Regions from separate parts of the Homo sapiens genome. Here region 2 is linked to region 1. A link is a contact called in ENCODE Hi-C data. All regions are on one chromosome and are shown on one strand. Each heading gives the region's core, a stretch centred on a gene start or an enhancer-like site at or near the end of the contact. The rest is flanking DNA. Distances are from core to core; before and after follow the strand shown.

Region 1 (7,410 bases), core at 789-3,288:
TTATTATAATTTTCTTTACAATGGTACAAAGTGTTCTTCAGTATTACTATTACTAATAGTGAAACCACATGTTTTGTCATTTTTAAAAAATCTGGCTTAACATCTTGGGCTACATCAATTTGAAGACCAGCTGAGGTCCAATTTCTCTTGATCATCAATTGTTAACAGCTGCAACAGATAAAAGCGATGCACAGCAAAGACGCGTACCCACAAACATAACAAGGGCACAGGCAGCCATATCAAATTATGATGCACATTTTTCAATACTACCTACCAATTCAGTGGAAGTTTTGGATGGAATTTTATGGCTAAATTTCTATCTTCCTTCACGTCAAAAAGTTGTTCCTGTAACAAACTAATGGGGAGGTGTTGCATTATATTTTGAATGAGTTCAAAAAGTCACCAAAACTCATTTGAAAAAGTTTTAAACATGGTAGAAAATCGAGCTTCTACAGTTTATGAGTATACAGGACAACTTTTATGTACAATATATAATTTTCAGCATTAAACATACAGTAATGCAAACACGTCTACATCCCCTTTCAAAATCCTGTATTAGAGAATTTCCTTCCAAAACAATTGCTTTTTCACTTAAAATTTTTATCCTTTACCTTAACGACAAATTACAGTTGGCTCTCCGTATATGCGGGTTCCACATCTATAGATTTGACCCAACCACGGATACGGAGAGCAGACTGGAGGACTTTGGCATGGGTGGATTTGGGTATCTGAAAGAGACTGGGGGGAGGGAGGGAGTCCTGGAGCCAATTCTCCACGGACACCAAGGGACGACGGGAAATGTAGTCAATTTTTTAAAATAATATCCACCTGGAAGCATGCCACTGACAAGCCTGGAGCATGAGTTGTTTGTGAAAGCAAGCTTTAAAAATCTTATCCTTGGTAACCCTTTCAAGTGGTTTTTCATTAAATAACATGTAGAGGATGGTGTAAAGGGGCAGTGATGGGGAGAAGCGAACCTGTAAGAACTATTTTGTGTTACAAATATTATCAAGGTCACCGCTCATTCTTTTACAAAACAAGATAAACATTCTAATTATAGATATTAGAATCCATAAATCCACTTAACTTCGAACACCTAAACTATGTCACAATATCAGAAAGCAAACAAACCACCCTATGAAGCCCACACATTCCCCTTAAAGCTTCCTTGGTTGCTACAGGTCATCTATCTACAAGGGACTGCCGGTATCTGTGTCAATGGTAGGAAAGTGTACTTTCTATCATTGTTTGGGCAGCTGATATAGCCTATTTCTTTCCCTGTATGTACTTTCTCCCGTACTCAGCTTTAAGACCACTGAACTAAAACAATTCTCAGTCAGCAGAGCCCTGCTTTCTAATCCAGGTCTAGAAAGTTCCAAACGTGTAAGTAAGAGCCCCACTAAAGAAACCATGTTCCATTTGTAAAGCTCTGTCAAATTCTAAAAGACCCAGAGCCCAATAGTCACTTATCCCAGTCCCTTTTTTACCAGAAAGTAAATTCAAAGGGCCAGTATTAGGGTCGCACAATCTGCTTAGGGGTCTTAGAATCTATTTTCCACCTTCCCAGCCACCCCTCCTACACTCACTTCTAGATACTTAAAGACCAGTCCAGAGCCAGGATGCTATCAAAGTCAGCAAAAGAGGAAGACACAGAAAAAAAATAAAGAAAAAACAGAGATTTTTTAAAGGGGCCGAGGGAGGAGTTTACCAGTTTCAATTAAGGTTAACGAAGGCTACTCTCGACTGACCCTCTACCCCAGGAAAGGAGGGGTACACTCCAAGCGCTCACGATCTCAAGGGTCCTTAGCAACGGGGTCCAGCGGCCCTAGCAACAGATCAGGAAGCAAGCCGGCTTGGCAGAGAGCGCAGACAGGACACCTGTACCCGCGGTTCACGGCTCCGGGGACCCGTTCCTACCGCGCCTCTCTCCCGCCGCGATCCGCACACCAGCTGCCCCCCACCGGGGGGGGCTTATGACCGGCACTCGGTCGGCCAACAACCGCGGCTACCGCCACCGAGCGCCTGCGTTTGGGGAAATGAGGCTCCGCGCGGCCCGCCCCTGAACCTGGTCGCGCCGCGCAATGACGTCAGACGCACGCTGCGTCGTCTAAACCAATGGTAAGAGGTCGCGGAGGCGCCCCAGAAGAGGGTTGCCCAGGCAACCAGGCGCCAGGAGTTCAGGGGGCAGCTCACGCACTGCAGGCGCTGTCTCTGGCGACAAAGGGGCACGTGGTGGAGGATGTTTTTCGAATAAGAGGTCCGGAGAGCAGAGGGACGATGACGGGTTCCCAGTCGCCTGCGCCCTAGCCTCTCTTCAGTCCATGTGCTTAACTCCTAAACGCTTTTCTCGCACACTTAATACTCATTGTTCCTCAGCTATCTTACCCTCAATACTCGGAGAACTGAAGACTGTGAACTCCTCCCCCCGAGTCTTCAGGGGTGAGAGCCGAAGCCATCTGCATGCCCAGCTGTGGGATTTTCTTGTAGTTTCCTGTTCTATCTGGCTAAATCATAAGCCTAGCTGTGGAAATTCGTTTCCTGTCGTATTTTATGAATCTCATATGCTATTGCATTCTTCACAGTATATCCGCATTTAAATAGTAAAAAGCACGATTTTGTGCTCTACATTATTTTTAATAGTAAAAATATTTAATAGTGAAAAGCACGATTTTATGCTCCACATCATAACAAAACTGATGCTGCAGGAAAATGCATATTCCCTTGTATTGCATTCCACCAGCAACAATTTGGGTTGTCATAGTTAAGTCCAAGCCCTTTGGACCTGTCCACTGCACTCCTCTTTAGCATCCTCTACTGTTGCCAACCCAAAGCCCTAACTTTTTGCTTAGGTAACACTAAATTGGCATTGTCTGAGCACTCGAGGCTGTGTAATCCTTCTGTGCTCCTGTAGCTCCATCCTTGCTACTTGACCAGCACCCCAGAAGCATCTTCATTAGATTGTGAGTTTCCTCAGGATAAGGATTTTAACTTTGCCCTTTTTATTTCTCCAGCTTCAAGCATAATGCAGTGGGTATTCAACTAATGTCTTCTGAATGAATAAAATGAATTAATAAATTCTGTCTATGTCTAATTTCTCTAATGTTCTGTGAACCTTGCATACAAATCTAAGTTTTAAAATTTATTATAATGTATTTACCTATCTTTCTCACTAGACTGAAATTGTCTTTATTGCTTTTCTATCCCCAATGCCTAGCGCAATGCATGCTTAACTAACGTTTTTAAAAGGAAAAAGAAATTTTTAAAAAAAAAAATCTTATATCCTGTATCTTCAGCTACTTTTACTTTATAATCTCTCATCTCCAGCTTCCTCAAGACTTATTATATTTTCCTTACTCCTAGCATCTCCAGTGTCAGACTCAGTAGAGCTCCTAGTTCGTGACCTTTTAACCCCTCCTCCCTGGACTATAAGAATGATTTGTATTCAGTATCGCAGAGGAATGACAAGCATATGTGTTCTGGAGTTAAGCTATCTAAAACTCACCACCCCTTATCAGCTATGAGTCCTTGTGGATGACGACTCCTACAAGCCTCAATTTCCTCTTCATTATTGGGTTATTGCGAGACTTAAATTTAAGAGGACAATTGAATACCTGACACATAGGAAGTACTCAATAAGTATTAGCTAGTGCAATTATTCAGGTGAAAGCAAATTAAGACTAACGTGGAGGACATCGTAAGTGGCAAAAGTCTCATGCTATGTGTTGGTGTATGAACCATGGACGATGACACGGATTTTTCAGATCTTTATAATAACAATTAGTATAAGCTTCTCCTAATCACAGTTAAAACAGCCTCTTCTAAACTTTCTGTCATCATTTTAGAAAATGAACAGAAAACATGCTCCTTGGCATTGCAACTCTATCAGGATATTATGCAATAAGTGGTGGGTGCTTTCTTGAATACACTGGTTTGACAAGCCTGTGAGGCATCCAGGGGGAGCTAACTAGCATGCTGTTGGATCTGCTCATCTAGAGGGCAGGAAAGAGAACTGGGCATAGCTATGGATTTTTGAGCCATCAGCATATGTAGACGCTGAGTTGGGCGATAGGAGTAATACCTTCTAGGAAAGCTCACAATATGTGAGAAACAGAGCACTGATTGTGGACTTTTGTCTTCTATTCAGGTTTTAAGGTTTAATTTTCTATTTAAGAGAGAATGGGATGAGGGAAAAAAGGTGACCTATTTGCCTAGCAATATAGTAAATGATTCTGAAAAGACAGAATATGCCATATATTTTCTGTTTGCTCTCATATAGGTACACTCTTCCCTTTGTCCTGTTATTTGCTCTGGGATGCTGATCAGCATAAACTATATCACCCAGGCTCCAGTGCCCTCTGGTTTCTGATTGGGTTTGGCTACTGAAGAACACTAATAGGAGATTAGAGAATTAGAGGAGAGTGAAGTCAGAGTATTCATTCTCCTGCTCCTATCCTTAGGGGGTTCCCTAAAGCTGGTCATACCCATAAGTGAAGATCACATCTTTCTGCTATAGTCTGATTGTTTCTGTTCCTCCAAAATTCATAGATTGAAATTTTAACTCCCAAGGTGATGGTATTTGGAGGTGGGGCTTTTGGGTGGCGATGAAGTCATAGGGTTGGAACACTCGTGAATGGAATTAGTGCCCTAATAATAGAGGCCTGAGAGAGAACACTCACTCCTTCCACTATGTGAGGACACAGTGAAACAATTTCATCTGTGAACCAGAAAGTAGTCCCTTACCAGACACTGAATCTGTTGATACTTCGATGTGGACTTTCCAGCCTCCAGAACCATGAGAAATCAATTTCTGTTGTTTATAAGCTACTCAATGTACGGTATTTCACTATAGCAGCCCAAATAGACTAAAAAACTTTCTAAATGGCAAACTTCAGTTCTAGGCACAAAATCTCAGAGGCTACTATCTCTAGGTTACTGCACTGTCTGTGTGGTACCCTGTACCTTTATAAATAAAATTTCTTCAAATTGCCCTATTTTTGTTACTCCATATTATATAACCTTATGAGTTAGGTAATAAATCTAACCAAAGTAAACCACTCAGGACGATTTTTTTTCTCATTGTGCTGGTTCTCATTGACTTGTGAAAAAATTATTCATTATTTATTTACTTACATTTAAGTCACCAAGCATTTTTAAGAAAATATTGTCTTAATTCTTGTAAAGAAAATCTCTGCCTTTTTGTACAAATTACAGACAAAGCAATCATTCCCAATGATTATTCCCAAGTCCTATCATTGAGAAATGTGATACAAGAAATTTGTACAATTTGACAAAGCACACTTTGTCAGGAAATGTTAGACATCATCATTATAAAGTCATTGAGTGTCCGCTTGCACATGGAACAAATTAAGCAGTGATAATGGCTCCTCAGGTGAAAGCAAATGAAATCAACATGAGTGAGCATATAAGGTAGCATTGTCCAATAGAAAAGTGATGCAAGTCACATAATACAATTTTAAATTGCCTAGTAGGCATATTTTTTAAAGGTGGAAAGAATCATGTGAAAGTAATTTTAGTGGTATATTTTTATTAACCCAATATGTCCAAAATATTATCACTTCAACTTGGAATAAATATAAACACTATTAATGTGATATTTTACATTCTTGTTATTTGTGCTAAGTCTTCAAAAGTTGGTGTGTATTTTACATGTATAGCACATTTAAATCCATACTAGCCACATTTCAAATATTCAATAACCACAGATGGCTAGTGGCTACTGTATTGGACAGTACAGAAAGCTATGGCCACTGACAGTTGGGCAAACATAGAATGAAGTCAATAAATGTGTCAAATAGCTAGAGAGTACATACTGTTTGTACAACAAACTATTAGATGTTGGAGAATCAATCCAAATGTAAAGGTCATGAATTGGGTATGAACCTCAGACTACAGAGTCAGTGCAATTAACAACTTCCTTTATGGTTCATAGTAGTATTCAATTTCTTTTACAAATGTCTTTACCCTTTCTCTCCTTGGAATTGTGTTGAGAGGATGAGGCTTGGAGGAGTGTGGCATCTGGTCCTCTGTTGTCATCTGCTAGGATATACGTACTTTGGTCTTTCTGGTCCTCAGTCATTTATCCTTCATTCTTGTAGATTGCTCATGTGTTTTTCATTCCAGGTTCTCATTGAGAGCTAATTCCAATCTCCTCTTAACTATCCAGGAGGTAATCTATTCTTCCAATCTGAAGCCTAAGAAATTCAGCTGTTGGTTTCTACCTTGTAGAAACCATGGGAACCTATGAGGTTGCCGTAGAGTCTTTTGTCTAGACACACTACAAGGCCATTTCTTCTCATCCTATACCCTAGGTTCAGGGGTATCTAGGGGCTTATTAGCTCTGGGGTATTGCCCTGGGGGGAGGATGGAGGATGGGAAGGACAGAGCATACTGTCTCTTTGCTCTCAGATCTAGACCTTGACTCTGACTGATGACATATTCTTCTAGCTCTTCCAAATAATGGCTGGTCTTGACCTTAACTTTTGAAAGTCCAAAGTCAAGAATTCAACTTTTAGCATGAGAACTTTTATGATGACAACTCCTCCCTGAGGCAGTAAGCATAAAATAGTTCAGCTACAGTCTGCATGGAAAAAATGTCATGGGGTAGCAGGAAATGTTGTTTTTACGAAATATTTTATGACATTAGTTTATAATCTATTTTAGAATATTTTATAGAATTGATGCCAACTTTATTGAAGTACAATTGATAAATAAAAATTGTAAATATTTAAGGTGTATGGCCAGGTGCGGTGGCTCACGCCTGTAATCTCAGCACTTTGGGAGGCTGAAGTGGGCGGATCACAAGGACAGGAGATCGAGACCATCCTGGCCAACATGGTGAAACCCCGTCTCTACTAAAAATACAAAAATTAGCTGGGTGTGGTGGTGCGTACCTGTAATCCCAGCTACTTGGGAGGCTGAGGCATGAGAATCACTTGAACTCAGGAGGTGGAGGTTGCAGTGAGCTGACATCGCACCGCTGCACTCCAGCCTGGTGACAGAGAGATACTCCATCTCAAAAAAAAAAAAAAAAAAAAAATCAAGGTGTACAACATGAGGTTTTGCTATACATACATTGTAAAGTGATGACTGCAATCAGGTGAATTAATATATCCACATATATATTCACTATATGGATATATTAATGGTAACTATATGAGGTTACCATTTTGTGAATATATATTAATTATATAATATATATTATTATATGTAATATATAATTAATTATTTATATATATCCACAAAATGGTAACCTCACATAGATACCATTTATTGGTAACCTCACATAGTTACCATTTTGTGTGTATAATGAGAACATTTAAGATCTACTCTTTTACCAAATTTCAAGCGTACAATGCAGCATTGTCAACTAGAGTACTATGCTGTACAATA
Region 2 (7,861 bases), core at 190-2,689, 4.5 Mb after region 1:
TTGGCTTAGAAAAATGTAATCCTGTGAGCTGTCCCCTTTCATAAATAATAAGGTTCCGACGGCTGCACCGAATGTTCCTCCTTTCAACGAGGTTGGGCCGAGGTTGGGCTCCCAGCTGCTGGGACATTTTTAGTCCATCTTGGACTCTCACCTCTGCCTCCTGCTCAGCTGTCAGAATGCCAGGCGGCTCTGCAGCCCAAAGCCCACTCCGTTTTAAACTTGCTCGTTTGCAATCACGTAACCCGCTACTGACGACAGAACCCTCAAGGCCCATTTATATGCGGTTCTCAAGTTTAGGTCTAGGGAAGTTTCCAGGAAGCTTAGTGTTCGGGGAGGAATTCGTTTTGCTTTTGCTAATCAAAGAGACACAAAAGCACAGCTGAGTCCCGAAGCTGGCACACGGGAAATCGAGGTACCACTGTCCCCTCACCGGAGCGCGCAACAATCACTTGGGGAGCGGGGAAAAGGTTTCCACCTTCCCCGAGCCTGGGGCACCTTCGCTCCCACCGCCCCAGCTGGTGGTGGTCTCGACACCACGCTCGTTGCGGGGTCACACGCCAGAGCTGGAAAGGGGAGGTCCAGCCCCAAGTAAAGCGACAAAGTAAGGACACAGTGGTGGCCAAGGGCTGTCTCCTAACCCCAGTCCCGAAAGACAGTGTGGAAAGTCCGCCGGCGCGCCAGCCCTTGAAACTCTGCCGGTCCGGCCGCGGCCCCTCCCCTGCGCGTCCCCACCTGTTGTGAAGCTGCCCAAGCTCCTTCTTGCCCAAATGCTTTGGAAACTGCCAAAGGACACTCAGAGGCCAGGGAATGTAACAGGCAAGCATAAATATGCAGAAGAGATGGAACCAAAATAGCGGGCAGGCAGGGCCGGCGCTCGTGGGGGTCGGTGATCTGGAGCCGGGCCCCCGCCGCCGCGGCCGCGCCAGCAGTGCCAAGACCTGGCGGGCGGCGCCGGCGCACTCCGGGCACCGAGTCTGCAAAAGAGGCCCTGAGCGGACCGCCGGACACCTCGCAGACTGCGGGCAGCGGTGGTGGCGGCCGCCTCTCCGGGGCTCCACGGCCGACCCGCCGCCCGCCGCCGCCATCCCCGGCCCGCTCCTGCCGGGTCCCCGACTCGAGCCCCGGAGGCGCCCGCTCTGCGGGACCGCGCAGCCCGGCTGCATGGAGCCCGGCGCGGTGCCCCGGCCGGCCGAGCCAGCCACGGCGCGAGAAACCGTCGCCCGCCACGGCGAGGGCAGGAAGAAGATGGCGGCTACCGTGGCGGCGGCGGCGGCGGCAGCGGCCTCACACGCGTCGCTGACGCCAATGGCTCGCGCCGGTCGGCGGGCCGCGGATGGCGGCGGCGGCGGCGGCGGCTCGGGCTCCGGCGAGGGGCGGGGCGAGGCGGGGAGGGGGCCGGCCGGAGGCAGAGGCTGGAGGGAGGCGGCGGGGACAGTTTGTTGTGCTCGGAACATGGCGGGCGTCGGCGACGCGGCCGCTCCGGGAGAAGGCGGCGGTGGCGGCGTGGACGGCCCGCAGCGGGACGGCCGCGGCGAGGCGGAGCAGCCGGGCGGCAGCGGCGGACAGGGGCCCCCGCCGGCGCCTCAGCTCACAGAGACGCTGGGCTTCTACGAGAGCGACCGGCGGCGGGAGAGGCGCCGGGGCCGCACAGGTGAGGCGGGCGGCGCTAGGCCGTGGCGGGCTCCGAGGGGCGGACTGGGGACCGAGGGCGGCGGGGGCGCCTTGGAACCCCGGCCCCCGAGCCGCGCGGCTGCCGTTGCCTCCCGGGGCTCCCCAGGCTGTGGGCGCGCGGAGCCGCCGAGGCTGCCGAGGCTCCGCGGCCGTTGACAGTTCCTCGGGCGGGTTGCGCGCGCAGCCCCGAGGCCCCCGCGGCCGCGCCAGGCCAGGTGTGCCCTAGAAGGGGTCTGCGGCCGGGAAAGTTCTGTCCGGGTCCTTGCATCGCCCTCGGAAGGTCTTAGGTTAGCGGGCATCTCCCACGTCTCGGAGCCCAAACGTGAGAAGCACACGGCTGATTTCTTAATTATATTCATGCCAAGGTGACTTTTTTTGTTCTGTATTTTAAGCAAACTTGAGCCATAGAAACCTGTTAACTTGCCCTGCAAGTAGATTTTTCACAGACAGCTGACGGTGTGGTAGTGACCATGAAGTTCAGTAGTTTTGCCCAGTACAGAAATATTTAACACTCCATAAAATGTTGCATCTGAACTTTTCCTGAACTGAAACTTATGCCAAAAAAATTACTAGATGAGAAAATGTGTACTTATGAATCCTACATTCAATGACCAGTTTTAAACGTATTGTTACAATGTTACAGTTTCTATAAGCTGTAGGTTTTTATTCTCATTTTAAAAGAATTTTTAAAACTTGCATTTGTATTCATATTGCAGTTACAGATTAGTTTTAAATGAAAAAAGGTTTTGAGATGGATGTCTTCTTGAATATAGAGTGAACCCAACGTTTTAATTCTCAAGCTGTAAACAGCAACTGAACCATAACTCCATTAAATTTCTTCCAACTAAAAAATTACTTCTGTTGTCCAAAAGGGGCTGTGTTAGCCGTTATTTCCTGAAGTTCATGCAAATAACTAAGTTGTGAGGCTGATTACATCATTGATTGTACTTGAGTACTGAAATTTTAAAACTACTTAAGGGGCATAAAGTTGATCAGATGCGATTCTAATTGATTTGCTGATTCCCAGAACTGGACGTAGGTTCTATTTGAAGCAGTCTATATTTTTGGAAAATTACAGACGGTCTTGTTTGGTCTTTTTCAATTAACCACTTAAAAATTCTCAACCATACTTTATTTGGTTTAGTTCTCAGTTAAACATTTGCTTTCAAGAGTATTTACTTTCTTCATTGGCAGGATCTCAGTAAGACAAAATAGCAAATCTCTCAACTGTCTGTTTACTTACTTAGACTTGAATATTAAAAGCACTCTGTTGTAAATAGAGATAGATGTAGCCAGGCTTCACTATACTTTCTTTAAAACATTTCTCAGTTGCAGGAAAGCCACCATTTTAAAAGCCTTTTTTTGTTGTTTGCGTGGAGAGGAAATGAAGTTGTTTGAAGCCTATTGATGAGCACAGATCTTGAGCTTGCAGTATCACTTAACACTTCTTCCCTGGCTTTTTCTGGGACTGGATACCTGGACTTCCATGGACTTCATTATACCACGTATCCATTCTTCACCAACATGGTTCACCATGTTTAAGGCTGGATTTTTTTTAACCCATAGTTGCAGGAAGTCATTATCAGGGAGATGCCTCCAGGTTTAGCTGTTGGGGTAGTCCTTGTTCTTTCCCCAGTTCCATTGATTTTGTGTGAGGAGATGTCAGTGGCCACTCCTGCTTTACCAAGTCACACTAGCCTTGGCGATCAGGATTTAGGTGAGAATTCCAAATTCCAGGAGTATTTCAGCTGGAGCCACTGGCCAGTGTTCTCTCTGAGCCTCCACATAAGCCCCTCCTTCTTTTCCCCTGGTGTCCCTGCTCTGCTAGTCACATAGCTCCTGCCACTGCTAGCACCCAGTCTGTAGCTCCGATAACCATATTTGTTAGAGGTTTCCCCACTAGAAACAATTATTTTAGTCCTTCTTCAATGCCCAGGCTGCTAAGTCTAGCGCTGCCCTCTTCCCCTGCTCTGTAATCCTTCCTTCCCCTCCTTTTAAGAATTTTTAAAAACGATTCCCTAGGAGCTGGCCTGGGTCAGAGGGCCTTTGAGTGGCAGCACCTGGAGTCATTTGGATAGCATTTCTCCCTGAATCAAACTAGTCCTCCACGGCTAGATGCTCGGACTTAAGGTATTACTTGTTGATTTTTTTATATTCTTGTGTGCCTCTGAGAGTCTAGCACCACTGCCCTTGAGATCTAGATCCCCCTGCAAGTTAAGGCAACCTTTGGCTTTTCTTTTTGAAAGTCATAATCTTAGTGTCTTGGTGGCTGAACCATCAGTCAGTTCCAAAGTTCCCTTTATCATTTCTCACAAGGAATTTAGGGCTCCTACAGGTAAGACATTTGTTGATCAGTCCCAACAGCCTAGAATTCCCTAAATGAATGTACATATTAGGTACTTATCCAAACTCTTTCCATCTGAATAAAATAAAACGTGGTGTCTGAGGTTCATTTTTTGTTTTATATCTCTCCTTGTTGATTTATATGTTTAGAAACTAGATATGTATATTTGTCTGTATGAATAGCTGTATATGCTCTATATTGTATTATACTAAACATGTGTCTCCATTAAGTCTAAGCTTTCTTTTCCTCATCACTTCGTTCTCAGAACTCCCGTTCTGACTTATATTTAGCCTGGCAATAGGCTGACGCATGTCTCAGATGCGAGTACTTACACCTTTTAACATAGTTAGAATTGGGAATCCCACTCATCATTCCTGTTTTTATTTGCTCTCTCAGAATGGTCATTGTGTATTTCCTTGTTGCATATGTGGTTACTGGCCTTGAACTCTGGATGTAGTGGTTATCAAGAACTGCAGATTGATCTCTTCTGTATTTTCTTCCTGTCCTTGAAAATACTACCAACTTCTGTTGTTCCTTTTGACATAAAACCAAATAATCAATGTTATGTTTTTGTGCTTGTTCCCCACTTGATTCATCTGCAGAAGTCCTAGGTAGGAGAGTTTCTGTATAGCCATATTTTTATTTAGGAATCTAAGTACAGCAAATCAACTTTGGACTAAGCATTAGGAAATCTGTGTTTTTGGCTTGGTTGGGTTGTTGAATTGCTTTGTAAACTCTGTGCTTGCTTAGACTGCTTGCCTAATCAGTTTGGTTCTGTTTCATAATGCCACTACTAGATAGTTCAGTATCTGAAGCATCTAGGTTGCTTCTAGTCACCATGGAGACTTAACAGAAGGCTTGGTGTAAATAAGGGTAGCACCTGTGAGGGTAGCACAGGTGAAACAGTACCTGTGTAATGCAGGTGTTGGAGATGCATGGGGATAGGTATTGCTTGTAAAACAAGAAAGCCTGAAGTCGGGTATAGGTGAACATATTGTTTCTACTGGTAACAGTGCCATGGACCCATTTCTTTCTTCTTTAACAGTGACTCTGGACTTCTAAAACTTCAACTTATTATCCATCTCTTTTGCCTCTCTCCTCTCCCTTTAACCATGGTTAGACCTCTTCTTGCTTCACCTCTGTTAGAGATTGAGCAGAGGCAGGAAGAATGAAACCCAGAAAAGTCAACTGAATTTTTAGCAATACCCTTAAAAGATTTCGAGTGGGACGAAGGTTTTAACTATTCATATTACCTATGTCTTATTCTTTGTGTAACTGAAAATTTGTCAGTTTCTTCTTACAAATACATTTTTATTAAAATATGTTTTCATTTAACCAGTCTTCACCTATATCACATAGTTATCCCAGTGGCCCCAAACTTAACCAAATGGATGATTAAAGGGTGACTGATTCTAAAATTATGATCTAGAGCCAATTAATTTGTTCACAAAGAAAAATAAAAATAATAAAACCGGGAAATTACTTGGAGTAACCACAAACCAGATACAAAGTAAAATTAGCTACTTCTGACAAACTATTGCTTTGCTTTTAAAATTCTCACTTGCTTTACTTAATTAGTATATATAGACCAAACGAACAATGAAAAGTTACTTATTTTGGTTTTTGATCAGTTCAGTGTCTTGGCTTTTGACAGTTTTTAACTTTAACTTAGTTTACGCTCTGAAATTCAATCCTAGCAGCTCATTTGTGCTCCAATTTGGGGACTACTTGCATAAAAGAAGTCTCTGGAAAGCCTATATAGCATTGACTGTCAAATTAATGATATTCTATTCTCATTTGTAATCCTTTGCTTTATAACCTTATGACCTTGGAAAAAGTCACTCCTTTGTTTATACCTGTTTTCCATCTATACATGTGTAAATATTCTACTCTTTACTCCTCTAAATGAGACTATAAACATTTTTTCAAACATCTTAAAAACTTGAATATACTGTGTGAAATGGTTCTTTACTTAATGTTTGACTTAGGAAGGCAGAATTGCTGTTGTATGATTGAGTCCCAGAAAAGCTGATTACTAATTGGCCTGGTACAAGAGTGTGTCTCTGTTCAATAAGCTTATTTAATATTTTAGTGTAACCTTAATAAAGTTTACTAAAGTTTTATGTTATTTAAGACTATGGAGATATGCATGTTTCATATTTTCCTAACAGTTAACCAGTATTACTTTCCAAATTTTTAAATGCTCAATGCTATTTTAAGAAAGATATATTTAGACATATTACTGAACATATAAATATATTTATGATTACTCATTACTTTTAATTAATACTTTTTAATCTTTGGTTCTTATTTCTAAAATAAGCTTTCTTAGAAGATAATTAAACATTGTGTTTTTTCTTTTAGGGGTGAAGAAAAAGCAATTTATACTATGCTTTTTCTGAATTTAAGTTCTGGATCACAGAGCAATTCTGTGGTAGGAGATGATATCATGTAAAAATATGCTGGAGGGGCTGGGCGCGGTGGCTCACTCCTGTAATCCCAGCACTTTGGGAGGCTGAGGCGGGTGGATTGCCTGAGCTCAGTAGTTCGAGACCAGTATGGGCAACACGGTGAAACCCTGTCTCTACTAAAATACAAAAAATTAGCTGGGCGTGGAGGTGTGCGCCTGTAATCCCAGCTACTTGGAGGCTGAGCCAGGGGAATTGCTGGAACCCAGGAGGTGGAGGTGGAGGTTGCAGTGAGACGAGATCGTGCCACTGCACTCACGCCTGGGCAACAGGTGACAGAGCAAGACTGTGTCTCCAAAAAAAAAGTATATATATATGTACGTATGTGCTGGAGGAATTGATTTGGATTTATGATTGGTATTATTTTCCTCATATTACATATTCACAGTTGACGGCTGGGCACGGTAGCTCACACCTATAATCGTAGCACTTGGAGAGGCCAAGGCGGGTGGATTGCTTGAGCCTAGGAGTTCAAGACCAGCCTAGGCAACATAGTGAAACCCTGTCTCTATAAAAAATACAGTGAGCCAAGATTGTGCCACTGGGCTGCAGCCTGGGCAACAGAGTGAGACCCTGTCTCAAAAAAAAAAGAAAATTCACAGTTGTCAAAACATAGTTCTTCTAATGTTAAGCACTTGTTTATGCTATAATAGTAAAATGTTTCTTTTTTTTTTTTTTTGAGATAGAGTCTCGCTCTGTCACCAGGCTGGAGTACAGTGGTGCGATCTTGGCTCACTGCAACCTCCGCCTCCTGGGTTCAAGCAATTCTCCTACTTCAGCCTCCCAAGTAGCTGGGACTGCAGGCGTGCACCACCATGCCCAGCAAATTTTGGTATTTTTAGTAGAGACGGGGTTTCACCATGTTGGCCAGGATGGTCTCCATCTCTTGACATTGGGATCCACCCGCCTTGGCCTCCCAAAGTGTCTATTTTTAAAAAACTTTTACTGAATGATATTTCTTCCTGGTAAGATTGGGATAAATGAACTAAGATTAATTGACATCTTAAAAACTGAAATCAGTGTTCAGAAAGTAAATATTTGGATTATTGGAAAAATACTTATTTTTAAAACGTAGAGGTAGATGTTTGGCATAACAAATGAGAGTGACTGTTTTGCTTAGAAGGAATGAAATACTGCAAAAGTCTGACAGAAGTTAAGATGTACTTAGCTGTCAGAGTTCTTGGTGATACCCATAGGTAAAGAACAGTGGCTTTGCTAAATAATTAACCAGTCAACTGTAGCCAAAATTATAGGACAGATAAGTTCAGATAGGTCTATAGAATTCTAGAGAGCAATGTTTAACAAAATAAAAACAAGCGAAACACTGAAACGCAGGTATACCTCGGCACTGGAGATTGAGTGGCGCTCTGGGAAATGC

The links. Hi-C counts contacts between places; a loop is a spot of excess contacts on that map. Pooled maps may share reads with other maps.
Region 2: a map of CD4-positive, alpha-beta memory T cell shows a loop between it and region 1 (18-fold over the local background). The contact joins the promoter of TAPT1 here to the promoter of PACRGL in region 1. A Hi-C loop is called at or near these places in 2 of 168 maps with a recorded cell type or tissue (CD4-positive, alpha-beta memory T cell and naive thymus-derived CD4-positive, alpha-beta T cell) and 9 of 50 pooled maps.

Annotation. Positions count from the first base shown.
Region 1 is chr4:20,695,086-20,702,495 of GRCh38, reverse strand. PACRGL (parkin coregulated like) reads right to left here and starts at 2,038. Exons shown (of 9, transcript NM_001258345.3): 1 at 1,709-2,038. RefSeq lists an enhancer at 1,806-1,925.
Region 2 is chr4:16,220,049-16,227,909 of GRCh38, reverse strand. It overlaps TAPT1 (transmembrane anterior posterior transformation 1), which reads left to right and starts at 1,439. Exons shown (of 14, transcript NM_153365.3): 1 at 1,439-1,651. The coding sequence starts at 1,453. TAPT1-AS1 (TAPT1 antisense RNA 1) reads right to left here and starts at 1,247. Exons shown (of 3, transcript NR_027697.1): 1 at 733-1,247. RefSeq lists an enhancer at 327-386 and silencers at 897-1,096, 1,157-1,226, 1,237-1,336, 1,347-1,396, 1,507-1,886.